Linked DNA regions of Homo sapiens: region 1 is linked to region 2. Evidence: chromatin loops called from intact Hi-C (ENCODE). Cell type or tissue: CD4-positive, alpha-beta T cell. All regions are shown on one strand. Links, peaks and the distances in the headings refer to the core of each region. The heading gives the core; the rest is flanking DNA. Region 1 overlaps PPP2R5E (protein phosphatase 2 regulatory subunit B'epsilon). Region 2 has its middle 8.6 kb from the start of ESR2.

Region 1 (8,334 bases), core at 56-8,055, 910 kb before region 2:
TCTTCTCTAATTCTGCCCATGTCATCTGATTCCACACTTTCCTGACATCACTTTAGCACATCTCACTGGTCCCCTTTCTTATGTTTTTCATCACACACACTTAGATCGAACCCAGGGCCCAGCATATGGTTAGCATTCAGTCACAGCTACTGAGGAACACCCACAGTTGCTCATCCCTGTAGAGCGGCCAATATTTACTAAGTACCTCCTATGGGCAGGCACTGTGCCTACACAGCAAGTAGAATGTATCATCCTTACCACCATCCCAGAAGGAGATACCATTGTGCTCATTTTACAGGTGAGGACACAGAGACTCAGGGAGACTGAGTAATGTAGGCAAGGTTACACTGACAATATGGTAAAGACTGGGGCCTCATTTCTAGGGCTTCTTCCAGAGTTTGTTTCTGGTCCCTTCCTGTGCAAGCCAGGAGATGTCTGCTCAGTTTCTGGTCTCAGGGACACTGGCTGCACCTACCCTCTCTGCTCTCTTAGATCCCTTTTCTCTGCCCACCATGCTATCAACTGGCTCTAATTTGGTCTGCTGGGCCTGATTGGCTCATCTTGGATTTCATGAATTCAAAAGAACATCTCAAAAACAAAACCTAAAATCTCTAAAAAGGGTAGTTACAGGGGAAAAGGGAAAAAGGGGTGGCTTCCTTCATTTATACAGATTAAGAAGCCCTGTTTTAGAAGAGAACAAAATGGTATAAGATGTATCTACCGAAAGACACTGAGAAAACAGAATTTTTCCATTTACATTATTCAGCTTGGTTCAAAAAACAAAACAAAACCCTGAGACTCATTAGGCACCAGACCCTGAGAGTACAAAGAAAACAATCATTACTGCATGTTCACTATATGCCAGGCACTGTGCTAAGTGTCCCACATATATAATATCTCATTTCCTCACAACCAACAGAGTTGGTACCATTACTTTTCTATTTTGTGGATGAAGAATCTGAGACTCAGAGAAGCCATTGGCTCAAGGTCACATGGCTAGTAAGTGGCAGATTCCAAAGTCTCTATTCTTAACCTCTTTACTCTGTTATCCCTAAAGAGTTCGCACACTGGTGGGAGAAGGGGCATCTACAAGCCTATCCAATGTAAACTGTGACAGATGCTATATCAGATATATGAATAAAGTGTCAGGGGAAGGAGGGGAAAAGAGCAGAATCAACAATCCAGATGACTTGGGAAACAGAAGGGTGGCAGAAATGTAACATAGGTGGGGCTGGGTGTGGTGGCTCATGCCTGTAATCTCAGCACTTTGGGAGGCCAAGGTGGGTGGATCATTTGAGGTCAGGAGTTCGAGACCAGTCTGGCCAACATGGTAAAACCCCCATCTCTACTAAAAACATAAAAATTAGCTGGGCATGGTGGGGCATGCCTGTGGTCCCAGCTACTCGGGAGGCTGAGGCACAAGAATCGCTTGAACCCGGGAGGCAGATGCTGCAGTGAACTGTGACTGTACCACTGCACTGCAGCCTGGGCAACACAGCAAGACTCCATCTCAAAAAAAAAAAAAAGAAGAAAGAAATGTAACATAGGCAAGTGGCATTTAAGCTCGGCTTCGAAGGATGAAGGAAAGGGCATTCCAGGTAGAGGGCATTAAGGAAAGGAGGACAGAGGCATGGACGAGGACAATGTGTTTGGGAATCATCAAAGCAAATGACGTAACTGACACAGATAAAGCAGGAGGCAAGGAGAGGGAGAAAAAAAGGAGTAAGAATGAGGCTGTTCTGAACATTCTAACTGGTTAGAGGAAAATCCTAGGTGCCTCCTTCTTTACTGGCATCCTCCCGTGGTCTCTTTGGACATTCCTCCAGAATCCAATATTTACCTGCCATTTAACTCTAACAACTTCCTTAATCTCTTATATATCCATTTTAATATGTAAACCCACTAATAAAAGTATGTATCCAGCCCCTTAAAGAGGAAAGGTATTGTTTATGCAAAGTTAAAAATTACTGTGTCTGACAACAGGACAGAGCCACTACTTTCCTGGGATCCACTGTCCTTCTGCACACACAGAGGCAGTGTCACCAGCGTGCAGACCTCAGATCTTAATGCCATACCTGAAGCAAGCAATGATAAGTGTCTGGCTACATAAGGCGGCCACTCAATAAATGGATGAACCAGCAAATTCATTAATAAATGTTTGTGGATGAACCAGCAAACATTTATTAATGAACACTTAATAAATAAGAGCCTCTTCCCTTTGTTCTCAATTTTACTTCTGCCAAATAATTTAAAATCCTTTTTTCTTTCTTCGACAAATTGAATTGTGTCCCCTCCACAATTCATATGTTGAAGTCCTAATCCCCAACGTGACTATATTTGGACACAAGACTTTTAGGAGGTAATTAAGGTTACATGAGCTCATAAGGGTGGGGTCCTAACCAGATAATACAGGGGCCTTATAAGAAGAGGAAGAGAGTGAGATTGCCTCTCTCTGTATGCACATGCCAGGAAAGGCCACGTGAGCATACAGCAAGAAGAAGGCCATCTGCATGCCAGAAAGCAGGATCTCACCAGAAACCAACCATGCTGTCATCCTGATCTCAAACTTCTGGCCTCCAGGGCTGTGAGAAAATAAATGTCGTTTAAGTCGCCAGTCTTGTTATGGCAGCCCAAGCTGACAAAGACATGGCCTCTCTTTTCTAAGCTTCTGAGTAACGCTTAGGCCTTTCTGGTGATGCTCTTTTTTTTTTTTTCTCCTTTCTTTTTTCTTTCTTTTTTTGTTTTTTAGATGGAGTTTCGCTCTTGTTGCCCAGGCTGGAGTACAATGGCATGATCTCAGCTCACTGCAATCTCTGCCTTCCAGTTTCAAGCGATTCTCCTGCCTCAGCTTCCCGAGTAGTTGGGATTACAGGCGCCCGCCACCACGTCCAGCTAATTTTTGTATTTTTAATAGAGACAGGGTTTCACCATGGTGGCCAGGCTGGTCGCAAACTCCTGACCTCATGATCCACCCGCCTCAGCCTCCCAAAGTGCTGGGATCACAGGCATGAGCCACTGCGCCCAGCCGATGATGCTCATTTTTAAAAAAATACTTGTTCCTTGACCTCCATAATGCCAAACATCCTGCTGAAAACTGAAAAAAATAAGGTAAACAATCCAGATGTGTGAGCACTAAAGGCCCTGAGTGGTATCAAAATATCTATATACTGTTCTGTAATTTTTCCATTTTTATTCAGGCTTGTCATGATTTCTATCTTCTTTTTTCTTGCTTTGCGGTACAACTGCTAGACTGCCATAAAGTCACTGCTTTAACATATTAACATGTCTTTTGGTCAGAAATCAAAACAACAGCAGCAGCTAGTGTCTCTAACTATACAGCATAGTTGACAGCTTAGGGAAAAAGTCCGCCATCAAATGACACCGTTAGAGGTCTGGTTCTGCGCTAAGAACCACAGTCTGAACAATCTCTTCCAATCAATAGGCACAGTCTAGGTTTATGAAACGGGCCTTAGGTGAGACAGCCAAAGAATCAAACCTAACGTGTGCTCCCCCAGTTTACCCTTCTTCCCTCCTGTGTGGGTTCCACAGCACTGCAGCCATGGCCCCAAGAAAGAAAAGTGTTGCCCCGAGTGGCCACGAGGAGGCAGAGCAGTGCTATGGGAAGGTCACCGGCTTTAGCAAGCAGCTACACCAAAGATCAAAATTTGACTCTACTCTCTATTAACTTGGGACCTATAGTAAATTGTTCTCCAAGCCTCATTTTTTTTTTTTTTTCATCTAGAAAAGCTTCAGAGGATAATGGGACATTTATAAATAATGTACCTAAAGTATCTAGCATAGTAAGGAATATTAGGTTTTCTCCTTTTCCTCTTAAACATTATTTAGCATTCTCTCTTACACACTAGAGAAACCTCACCAGCCCACTTATTTAGAAATTATCTGAAATACTTTTGACCACTTTGAGCTTCAGTGTTCACATCTGTATGTCTTTAAAAAAAAAACATAATGCCCTCCTTGCAGGGTGTTAGGAGAATTAAAGTTACTGGAGAGAAAGCACCATTACTGTGGCTGTTAGGCAGCAAGTGCTCAAGATAAGCTGGCCACTATTAAAATTATCATCATGTGAGGGGATAGCAAATAAACAATAGGTAGCTAGGGTCCATTACATTGCTTTTGAAACAAATAAAATTTAACCAAAATAACTCATGCTCCCTGGCTCATGTCCTCTTTACTACTAACCTGAAAATGGGGGCTAGATACACACTTGGCGATTTGTTTAAACAAAGGTTCTTGGATTTTAACAAATTGTGAAGGTTCAATCACATCCAATATTTCTTCCAGTTCCCCAAGGAACATGACCTGTAAGTACAAGCAAAATACAAGATGTGAGGCACATCATGAAAAAAAATCCATAAGAACAAGGAGGATTAATGAGAGTTTGGATTATTTTAAGAAAAATTTACACATAAAACCAAACATACATGAACCAGTCATTATCCCATGTTAGAAGATGTTCGTTCCACAAAGAATTCACCATAGGGTACTTGGAAAAATTCTACGTACTTGGAAAAAATACTCTACTTGGTATATATATTACATAGAACGAGGGACACTCACACACTGCACCGGCCCCTGAGAAGCAAAACTGACCCCGTAGGGCCTTCCTCTCTATTATTAGTAATCCAGCTCTCTTTCCACAACACTTTTTTTTTTAAAAAAAACAATGAGAAGGTGGCCCTCCTAAATGGAAGAGGCAAAAGTTCAAATGTGGTTATTTGCCAAATACGTACAGCCCCTGCTACATGCTCAATGCTCTAGAACGCACTCATTAATACAACAAAAAGTTCAAGAAACACAAATGAGCAGACTCACTCACATGCAGGTGCCACTTCAAACCCATAAGCATGCACTGACGCATTCTCGACACACACACACACACACACACACACACACACACACACACGCTTGCTCTCTACAAAGCACAGTGAATCTTGTGAACTCAGCACCGGGTGCCGCAAGAAACAGAGTTTTTAGATCACAATATGGAGCCAAATCTGCAGTAGAGTCAATTGTTTTAAATATAATGGGAAAATGACAGATAAATAAAAACCAGTTTACGTATTTAGCTATGAAAAAATAATTACTTTGAAAAAATAAAGTGAGCAATCAAAATATGAAAAATAACAATGCCTTCATATTTTGAGATGTATCTGGGTAGCAATGCACAGTTCAATTTTATCTAACAGATTTTAAGAAATTAAATGACTTTCTGAAATTAAAATAGAGTTTGGAGAATTGAAGCTGATTTGAGAAGGAAGGCGTTTCTGCTAAAAGTAAAATATAGTAGACCCTTGCCATTTGTTAATATGTATATGGAATTTCTCCCAAAGTTTTAACCAAATATAAAACTAACAGCTGATCTTTTTTTCTGAGCCATTTTCCACATGGTTGCTAACCTTCCAGAAGAATGGCTGCAGATCTGGTGCTCAGTTAGGCTCAACTCCAGCTAAGAAACTCATGCACTACCCCATAACAACCTCACAAAGTAGCACATGCCTGGTGAATTCTCAGCAAAGGTACAAATGATTGTAGGCCTGAACCCCCCAGGGTCATTTGTGAATGGCTGAAACTAAAGGTCTGTTGTCTATTCTAAGATGACACAGCAAGATCCACCTATACCATGCTTTAAAATGAGTATTTGGGCAGGCTGCTCTAGCGTCTATGTACAGTGACAGCAAAACCTTCATATTATGAAGGGGGCCACTCGGAAGGGAACATCAACAAAGCTAGACAACTGGACACCTGATTGGGGCCTGGCCTGGGCTTAGCGAGGCTGAAGAGCACAGTGAATAAAAAGACAGGGTTTAGGAGTCAAGGAGGCGAGTTCTGGCCTAATCATCTGTACTTACTTAGTGTACTGGGGCAGGCTATTTAACCTCTCTACAGTTTCATAACTAGTAAAACAAGAGTTCTGACAGCCCTGCCTTATAGAGTTACAATGAGGTTTAAATGAGATGATGCAGTTTTGCTTTGTTTTGTTTTGTTTTGTTTTGTTTTGTTTTGTTTTTGAGACAGAGTTCACTCTTGTTGCCCAGGCTGGAGTGCAATGGCACCATCTCGGCTCACTGCAAACTTCTGCCTCCCGGGTTCAAGCGATTCTCCTGCCTCAGCCTCCCGGGTAGCTGGGACTACAGGCATGCGCCACCACGCCTGGCTAATTTTGTATTTTTAGTAGAGATAGGGTTTCTCCATGTTGGTCAGGCTGGTCTCGAACTCCCGACCTCAGGTGATCTGCCCGCCTCGGCCTCCCAAAGTGCTGGGATTACAGGCATGAGCCACTGCGCCCAGCCCTGATGATGCGGTTTTATACATGCTTAGCCCAATCCTTGGCACTCAGCAAAATATTCAGTAAGCTATGAACACTCTCTGACAGTAAGCACTTACCTCTTTTTGACTACATGTTTTAGGCCAAAATTTCATTAACCCCCTAATAACCTAAAATGAAAAGGAGAAAAACAAATGGCATTTAACTTTTTCATATATACTTCTGGGAAAGGTAATTTTTCTTAAGTTTTTGAAATTATGGAAAAAAGACTTACTGGTTCTGTGAGTGAAGGATCTTTCTCCAGAAACTGTACTATACAATATGCCAGCTGAGTAAAAAATAAAATAAAAGGCAAAATTTTAAATTCTATACAGTAAGGGCTCAAAAGATACACTATTAAAACTTCCTAAAAGGTTTCCAGACTGCTTTTAATAACTTCACATTCAATTCATTTTAATTATCATAAAATCTATATAAAGTAAAATAAGAAACTACTTTTTCAAGCCAAAGACTAATATTAACAAGGCTCCAGGGAACTTTTCTTTAAAAAAGAGTATTAGGACATGAAATATGCAGCTAATGAAAAGCAGAGGTGAGACATCACATTCAGCATATTGTGGAATTATCTCACCTACATACACTTTGAGCTACATCTCAGGGGCTTCCTTTCTCTCTTTGCTAATATCAACAGTACTGAGTTTTACTGTAGTTCCACAAGAGTCCTCTATGGGAAGTAAGCACTTAATAAAAACTTTGCCAATTGCCTGAAATGGCACATGCAAACTAAAGCAGTTTCACGAGGAGATAAAAGGTTGTACCTGCCAGTCAGAACCTGGAGAAATGTAAGAATAGTTCTACATCTGGTACTAACACATCTAAGTAAGATTGTTTAAAATAATAATCATGAAATATGATATCCCATTTCAAAAATCAAAGGCAAGATTTGTAAAAGGGCTTGTAAAGATTCTTGGACAAGAAAACCACCCTCGCAAAAGAACATTTTGATGGTGTTCTAAATTAGAAACATATGGATTAATTTTTCCTCGAAATAGAGAATTTCACATTTAAAGAGGAACAGTGCTTAGAAAAATGTGTCACGTTTTTATGCAAACTCAAAACCTTCCCAATGGGGGGAAGAGGGAGTCAGAGTCTGGCAGTATTTAAAATCTTCCTATCCAAAATTTAAAATACTACCCAATAACTTATCTACCCCCAGTGACATGGTGACCATGCAAGGCAGTGTTAGCACAAAAATTAGAATGGGGACAAGACAGGGTATGCTTTTTAAAGTGATGAAGGCTTAAAGGAAAAAAAAAATGTGAAAATACTGATTGATTTGTTTACTTGTGAGAGTGCTTGTGTGTAGAAAGTGATAAAGACATGGTGAGTGACCTAGAACAGGAGGCAAAAAGGGCAACTGATAGACTAACGCAAAGTAGGATGGAACAAAATATTCAAGAACATTAAAACATGATTACATAGTCCAAAGATCTACATCTGCTAAGCTCCTGTGCATTTTATTATATGTAATAGGTTCAGTATGTTATTGTGTGCACTTGGGAAAGTCATATAAGTTCTCTGTAAAATAAAATGACCAAACAAGGGTTCCTCCCACTTTAAAAATATTTCCATGATTCTACTGTGCATAGAAAAAAAATGCATACATTTTTATTTCCCTCGGGGAGTATTTTAAACTTAAGTAAGTCTCTTTCCTTTGGGAATGAAGGCGATAGGCCCGGCGCCGTGGCTCACACCTCTGTAATCCCAGCACTTTGGGAGGCCAAGGTGGGCGGATCATGAGGTCAGAAGACCCAGACCATCTTGGCCAACATGGTAAAACCCCGTCTCTACTAAAAATACAAAAATTAGCTGGGCATGGTGGCGTGCGCTTGTAGTCACAGCTACTCGGGAGGCTGAGGCAGAAGAATTGCTTGAACCCGGGAGGTGGAGGCTGCAGTGAGCCAAGACTGTCCCACTGCACTCCAGCCTGGGCGGCAGAGCAAGACTCCGTCTCAAAAAACAAAAACCAAAAAAACAAAATGAAGGTT
Region 2 (8,334 bases), core at 82-8,081:
CTCAAAGGTACTTAAATTCCACACAAATCCCTTGCATACCTTAAGTTTCTAATTTTCTATGCATTTGAAATCAAACATGAAGCATACACATTTTTGTCCTTACTTCCAACTCTGCAGCAATTCTCTTGAGCTAGAAGAGAAACTAGCCCCTAGAGGTCATTGGCATGAATGTGAACACCCAGTTAAGAAAAAAAAAAAAAAAAGTTATAGGACTGTTAGAAATGGCGGCAAATTGTAATATGCAATTTCACAAATGACTCAAATGCAATTCTGAAAATGCAGCTTCCTTACATTTTCTGGCTCAGAAGATATTAATAAGTCAGCCAGTGTAATATTCCCTGAAATGAGATAAAAAAAAAAAAGGTACAGACAGACATGGCTTGAGACCATAGATAAGACTGTCTGATTTCATAGTTTAATATTTCAAAAAATATTTCAAAAATTTTGACTAAAGTTTTTTCTACATCTTCTTGTAAATGTATCTAACATTTTCAATTTCTTTGTTCATATCATGGAAAGTTACTATAACTGCCTCATATTGTCCTTTAGACCCATAGCAACTAACTCTCCAGTGATGCTCATTACAGAAATAGCTTTTTTTTTTTTTTTTTTTGAGACGGAGTCTCGCTCTGTCGCCCAGGCTAGAGTGCAGTGGCACAATCTTCCGCCTCAGCCCCCCAAGTAGCTGAGACTACAGGCACCCACCACCACACCCGGCTAATTTTTTTGTATTTTTTTAGTAGAGACAGGGTTTCACCGTGGTAGCCAGGATGGTCTCGATCTCCTGGCCTCCTGATCCACCCGCCTCCGCCTCCCAAAGTGCTGGGATTACAGGCGTCAGCCACCGCGCCCAGCCCAGAAATGGCTTTTATAAAAATACAGACTTGATTTTTTGTGCACAGAGCGTGCTTCTTTCACATATGTCACCGTTTGATCTGATGAACCTAACCAGAGAAAGGAATCGTTTTCTTCTCTCTTATTCAGTCCTCTCCTTTGCTGGGAATTATAAACAGAAAATGAACTTCTCCAAGTAGTTCATGCAGCTACTTAAGGATCACCAATGCTGTTCCATGGGCCAGGATCTCTGCATTCTCCTCTCCCCTCACATTGTTTCTCTTCCTTTTACATTCTCACATATTATTTTTCTACTGTCCAGGCAGTTTAGCTAACTAGCTTCTTAATGGTTCTGCTCATAGTCAAGTCAAGTGCTTCCTCAGCCTGCTCCACGTATTCTACCACGCCACCAGCCACAGCTTACTAGGAGGACTGCTGTCCTGGCATGACACTGGCTTCTAGTTAACAAAGAACTTGCATGGCCACATCATGCTGCATGTTCACACCAACCCTACAATGTTGATTTTATCACCAATTTGCTGACAAGGAAACTTGAGGGTGTTTTCCAGATTTGCACTCATAGGAACACAGGTCATCTGACTTCCATACAGATGCACACCTGCCTCCTTGCAAGAGATTCAGTTTCTGTGTTCCTAGCACTGAGGCTGTCAACATCTGCCATATTGCACTGCTACTATCTCACAGGCCTTTCAACCGGACCCCATCCCTTCCTTCTCATCCTACCTCTACCCTCCCTCATCTCAGTCTAAAATACCACTCAAGGGAGAAAATTCTTAACAACTTCTTTAGTTATTTTCACCTTAAAATTTTTCTGACAGGCTGGGTGTGGTGGCTCATGCCTGCAATCCCAGCACTTTGGGAGGCCAAGATGAGAGGATCGCTCGAGCCCAGGAGTTCAAGACCAGCCTGGACAACATGGCGAAAACCCATCTCTACAAAAAATACAACAATTAACCAGGTGTGGTGGCACCTGTAGTCCCAGCTACTCGGGAGGCTGAGGCTGGAGGATCACTTGAGCCTGGGAGGTTGAGGCTTCAGTGAGCTAAGATCACACCACTGCACTTCAGCCTGGGTGATAGATACCTCATCTTTAAAAAAAAAAATTTTTTTCTGACACTCAGCATTACATTTATTCTTTCATAAAACACTCTTCTTTGAGACTGCATCTTGCCCTCATGCATTTATCTCTTTGTGACAATGCTCCCTTAATGCTTGCAATACCTTAAGTGTCTACCTGAGACACAAGGAAATATGAGGGTGTTTGCTCACAGATGATGAGGAGGAGGCTATAACTACCATTCATTCAGCAGTTGCTTGTAAATCCTTTGCCTGCACTATTTAATTTTATCCTTAAAACAATCCAATGAGGTGGGTACTCCTTATGTCTCCATTTTACAGATGAGAAGATTAAGACTCAGAGAATTTAAGGAACTTGCCCAACAGCTAGTAAGTAGCAGAGGGTTCAAACCAGATCTGTTTCACACCAAAGCCCATTCTCTCTGAACTGCTGGTCTCCCTAAGACTTTATACACTAGCTGAAGGGAGAAGACAAATGCATAAGACAACCTACAATGCCTGTTGCAAATGATAAGTGACAAATTAATGGTGGCAATCAGGAATTTTGTGGACTTTCAGAAGGTAAGAAGTCACGTTCCCGCATGTTTGGGTTCTTCTGAGAGAGTTACAGTAACTCCCAGAGCTCCTTACCAGGGCTAATTAGAGGGCGCTGATCTCCTCTGGGGTCTCTTCTGAATTACACAGGTGCATGGGCCCAGCCTTGAATCCTTCCCTTGGAGTCCCTCGTTCTTCCACTTTAGCACTGTGGAAGCTTCATTCAGGGCACCTGTAGGCTACAAACTACCTCCATCTGCTCTGTTTTTCAACCTAACCTTGTGGCTGGGAGAAGAGAGCCCAGGATTTCTACGGAGAGAACAGAGAACACAAGGAAACTAGCGCACATAGATCAGAATTGCCCAGTGCAGGGATGGAACCCAGGCTTGGAGTTCCAAGGCTTGGGCCTAGGGTGGGTTTTCAGCACAAACACTTCCTAGTTGTGTGCCCTTCGACATTTTCCCAACTTCTTTGATTTTTCTCTGTAAAATGGGAATAGCACAAGAAGCTATTTCATAGAAATGACAAATTGCTGTAACGTGCCTGACACTTTGTAAATTCTCAATAAATAGTAGCTTGAAAACAACCCAGAGATCCTCAGATTGAAGGACTTCCCAGGTGTACAGAAGCCTTGGCCTAAGAGATGGCAAGGAGCAGGTTTTCCTCTTTGGGAAGTTTGGGCTCTGAGGGTAGAGAAGACAGTGAACGGATTAAATGCCTGCCTGGAGTGTGTTGTGGAACTCTGCACACATCTCTTCAAGCAGGCCCAATTGTGAAGTTAGAGAAAGACCCCTGACACCTGACCCAATTATAAGAGTAATTTGCAGCAGTGTTTCTCCCATTTCACAGGGTCATAAGAGTCACCTGGGTCACTTTTTTATTTTTTATTTTTATTTATTTATTTATTTATTTATTTATTTATTTATTTATTTTTTGAGACAGTCTCGCTCTGTCGCCCAGGCTGGAGTGCAGTGGCGCAATCTCGGCTCACTGCAAGCTCTGTCTCCCGGGTTCATGCCATTCTCCTGCCTCGGCCTCCCAAATAGCTGGGACTACAGGCTCCTGCCACCATGCCCGGCTAATTTTTTTGTATTTTTAGTAGAGATGGAATTTCACCGTGTTAGCCAGGATGGTCTCAATCTCTTGATCTCGTGATCCACCCGCCTCGGCCTCCCAAAGTGCTGGGATTACAGGTGTGAGGCACCGCGCCCGGCCTCACCTGGGTTGCTTATTTAAAATACAGATTCCCAGCCCCCTCCCCCAAAATGTTCTAACCCAGGTGCTCTAGGGCAGGTCCTGGGAATGTTTATTTTACACAAGCCACTGGGTGATTTCATGACCAAAGAAGTTTAGGAAACATTGCTTTAAGCATTCAAAGAACTTATGTGTCCTCTATGTAATAGAATCTACATAATGAGCAGATTTATCATCCCCACTTTACAGGAAAAGTAACTAAGACCCGACAAGCTTCAGCAGCATGCAAGAGCCTGCTCAGGCTGGCTCAAGAGAGCCTACTGTTGTTGTTATTGTTGTTTTGTTTTTTTGAGATGGAGTTTCACTGTTGTCGCCCAGGCTGGAGTGCAGTGGCACAATCTCGGCTCACTGCAACCTCCGCCTCCTGGGTTCAAGCGATTCTCCTGCCTCAGCCTCCCGAGTAGCTGGGACCACAGGCACCTGCCACCACGCCCAGCTAATTTTTTGTATTTTTAGTAGAAATGGGGTTTCACTATGTTGGCCAGGCTGGTCTCCAACTCCCGACCTCAGGTAATCCTCCTGCCATGGCCTCCCAAATTGCTGGGATTACAGGCATGAGCCACCGCGCCCAGCCAAGAGAGCCTACTGTTAAATGTTCAAGGAATTTGCAATTCGGTGATTAAACCCCGAGTGGCTTGAATTTGGCCATGGTGGAATAACTACACTCCAGATTTCTCCTCGCCAGAAGGGAGCTCACAGGTGCTCAGGTCGGCTTCTTTTTTCAAACAACCCAGGGCACTGATAGAAGTGAACACTTCTTGGCTGTTCTCTTGTTTTGGGTGCATGGCTCAGTTTGAATATTGTCTTTTTCTCTACTGAAATTCATAAACATTACATACAAATCAGCAATCTAGGGCTTTTTTTTTTTTTTTAAAGAGCTGGTTTACTAGCACATCACTGAGTCAGGGTCAGTAGTTTGTCTGACTGTTAGCAAAAAAGCTGAAGTTCACCTGTGTTCTCGCTCCTTAATCCATGTGCATTCTCCTCCTGCTCCCTCTATCGTCCCTTCAACCTCCAGTCCTGGATAGCGTTAAGGGCTCAAATTCTAACAAGGATCACCTGCTAGAGAGTTGGTTCAGAATTTCTAAAGACTTTAAGTGATCATTCTTTTCCACAACAGGTTGATGTCTCCCTCTAGTGGATAGGAAAGAGTAAGACAAGTTTTTAGATCATTGTATATGTGTAACATGTTGAAATATATAGAGAGCTAATTTCCAATAGCAGCACAAAAATTTCCTTTTTATTCATTTAATATTTCATTCACTCAGCATTTATGATTTGCTTACTATGTGCCAGATATTGAGGTATAAAGATAAAAAAATGAGAAAAGTCACTATATACTGAGAAAGACTGCCAAGATACATTGAGAAGAAAATCAGAGTGCAGAACGTTATGAAAAATATACTATCATTTGTTTATAAAGGCAAAAGAAAGAATACATACATACATTCACATAGGATATATTTAGAGAGACACACAAAATACTGTTAATATTAGTTGGTTTTGGCCGGGCATGGTGGCTCACGCCTGTAATCCCAGCACTTTGGAAGGCTGAGATGGGAGGATTGCTTGAGCCCAGTTCAAAAACAGGCTGAGCAACATGGCAAAACTCCATCTCTACAAAAAATACATTTAGCTGGGCACAGTGGTGCATGCCTGTAGTCCTAGCTACTCAGAGGGCTGAGGTGGGAGGATCACCTGAGCCCGGCAGGTTCGAGGCTGCAGTGAGCTATGACTGCCACTGCCCTGCAGCCTGGGCGACAGAGCAAGACTCTTTTCATACAAGACTAGTGCATATGCCACAGCAATTTGATTGGTTACAGATTGCTAAATTCCAAGAAAGAATACTTTATTACTCTATAAGGAGGGGTAATGATCTGTGGGGGTCTTTGGTGCTGTTTGTTCTTAATTATCTAAAGGAAAAACAAGGCAAAAGTTGCAGCTGCATGCCATGTGACTCAGGCTGCACAGCCACACACCTCTCAAGGCTCAGAATAAAGTTCCAACAGCTTTAAGTTTGAATTATTTAATTTCACATACTTATTCAAAAGTAAATTAAAACCTGCGCATAGTAGCTGATGCCTGTAACCTCCAACGCTTTGGGAGGCTGAAGCAGGAGGATCACTTGAAGTCAGGAGTTTGAGATCAGCCTGGGCAACATAGTGAGACCATGTCTCTGCAAAAAAAAAATCTTTTAAAAATTAGCTGGGTGTGGTGACTCATGCCTCTAGTCCTAGCTACTTGGGAGGCTGAGGTGGGAGGATGGCTTGAGCCCAGGAGTTTGAGGCTGCAGTGAGCTGTGATTGTTCCACTGCACTCTAGCCTGGGCAACAGAGCGAGACATTCTGTCAAACAAACAAACAAACAATAAATAAATAAATAAAGTATTAAAATTTAAAAAGTTAAAACTGGTTTTAAATGTATTCAAAGAGCTATTTTCTTCTAAAATATTAAAAGCAAACTGCTTATAAAAATTAATAGGCGGCCAGGCGTGGTGGCTCACGCCTGTAATCCCAGCTCTTTGGGAGGCTGAGGTGGGTGGATCACAAGGTCAGGAGATCGAGACCAACCTGGCTAACACGGTGAAACCCCGTCTCTACTAAAAATACAAAAAAATTAGCCGGGCGTGGTGGCGGGCGCCTGTAGTCCCAGCTACTCTGGAGGCTGAGGCAGGAGAATGGCGTGAACCCAGGAGGCAGAGCTTGCACTGAGCCGAGATCGTGCCACTGCACTCCAGCCTGGGCGACAGAGCGAGACTCCGTCTCAAAAAAAAAAAAAAAAAATTAATTAATAGGCAACATTTTAAAATATCAAGATTTTAACTCAAAAATATTTAAAGCTAATTTTAAAAATTATTATACTAGGCCGGGCGCAGTGGCTCACGCCTGTAATCCCAGCACTTTGGGAGGCCAAGGCGGGCGGATCACGAGGTCAGGAGATCGAGACCATCCTGGCTAACACAGTGAAACCCCATCTCTACTAAAAATACAAAAAAATTAGGCGGGCGTGGTAGCGGACACCTGTAGTCTCAGCTACTTGGGAGGCTGAGGCAGGAGAATGGTGTGAACCAGGGCAGCGGAGCTTGCAGTGAGCCAAGATCGCACCACTGCACTCCAGCCTGGGCAACACAGCGAGACTCTGTCTCAATAAATAAATAAATAAATAAAATATATATACTATATAAAATGCTTTATACAAATTAGTCATAATTCTACCATTTAATGTCCATCTGGTTGATGCAGTAAAGAAGCATAGTATATCTAGAACTACCTATGTACAGATTTAAGTCAATGTTAGGTATTTAACACTACCAAATGTTCCTCAGCTTCTGTGCATAGCAATTGTAGTACCGTGCTAACTCCTGAATAACTCTGAAGCAAGAAAATGGGACTACAGAAAAATAGGCCGGGCACGGTGGCTCACGCCTGTAATCCCAGCACTTTGGGAGGCCGAGGCAGGCGGATCACAAGGTCAAGAGATTGAGATCATCCTGACCAACATGGTGAAACCCCGTCCCTAGTAAAAATACAAAAATTAGCTGGGCATGGTGGCGCATGCCTGTAATACCAGCTACTCGGGAGGCTGAGGTAGGAGAATCACTTGAACCCGGGAGGCAGAAGTGAGCTGAGATCCGCCATTGCACTCCAGCCTGGGTGACAAGAGCGAAACTCCATCTCAAAAAAAAAGAAAAAAAAAAAGAAAGTAAAAAGAAAAAGAATACTACATTGTGCAAGAAACACCTGCATTTTGGCTCTTAAGAAGAATTAAACAAGTTAATTTGTCTTTTTTCTCATCTAAATGCTTCTGCTACTCCACTCCGTCCTGTCCTTAAAAGTAATGTTTATCTCTGACATCAGCAGCAACACAAACCTTCATGGCATTTGGACATAGTTGGATTTTGTTTCAAGGACTTGGAAACCAGAAAAAGACAAACAAAGGGCCCCTATACCTAGTTTGCTGAGTTTTTATTAGGAACGGATGTTAGATTTTGTCAAACACTTTTGGTGGATCTGTTGGGGTAATCATATGGTTTAATTTTATGTTAATGTAGTGAATTATATTGATTGGGCTTTGAAATGAAGACTTATATGCCTGAAATAAACTCCGGTTGGTCTTAATGCATTGTCCTTTTTACATATTGTTAGGTTAGATTTGCTAAAATTTCCTTGAGAATTTTTGCACCTGTGTTCCTGAAGACTACTGATCTGTAGTTTTCTAAGAATGTCTTTGTCAGGTTTTGGTATCAGGGTAATGCTGTTATCCTAGGATGAATTGGGAAGTATTCCATTGGCTTCCATTTTCTGAAAGAGGTGGTAGAGAACTGCTGTTATTTCTCCTTAATCATTTGGTATAATTCACCACTGAAGCCATCTGGGCTTGGAGTTTTCCTTGTAGGAAGGTTTTAAACTACAAATTCAATTTTAAAAAATAGATATAGGACTACTCAGGTCAGCTCTTCTTGTACAATTTTTGGTAATTTGGTTTTTTTCAAGGGGTTTGTCCATTTTATATATGTTGAATTTTTTGTTAAAAAGTTTTTCATAATATTCTCTAATTATTATTTTAATAGCTGTAGAATCTGTAGGTTATCTCCTTCATTCCTGATATTTGCAA

What was found. Hi-C counts contacts between places; a loop is a spot of excess contacts. Peaks named below come from ENCODE experiments on the same cell type or tissue, not always from the same donor. Only the 100,000 strongest peaks of a DNase experiment are listed, where the experiment ranks them.
Region 1: it touches region 2 in a loop (13-fold over the local background); 10 of 110 quality-filtered maps call a loop at or near these places.

What each region holds. Positions count from the first base shown.
Region 1 is chr14:63,385,412-63,393,745 of GRCh38, forward strand. It overlaps PPP2R5E (protein phosphatase 2 regulatory subunit B'epsilon), which reads right to left. Exons shown (of 14, transcript NM_006246.5): 9 at 6,561-6,614; 10 at 6,406-6,456; 11 at 4,201-4,320. Among named protein-coding and RNA genes, the nearest start is that of GPHB5, 71 kb to the left of the region's middle. In CD4-positive, alpha-beta T cell, for the core only: CTCF peaks have their summits at 3,608 (motif pointing right) and 3,808; a DNase peak (open chromatin) is centred at 3,590.
Region 2 is chr14:64,298,806-64,307,139 of GRCh38, forward strand. It overlaps a transcript of ESR2 not described here. Among named protein-coding and RNA genes, the nearest start is that of ESR2, 8.6 kb to the left of the region's middle. In CD4-positive, alpha-beta T cell, for the core only: CTCF peaks have their summits at 4,836 (motif pointing left) and 5,042; a DNase peak (open chromatin) is centred at 4,836.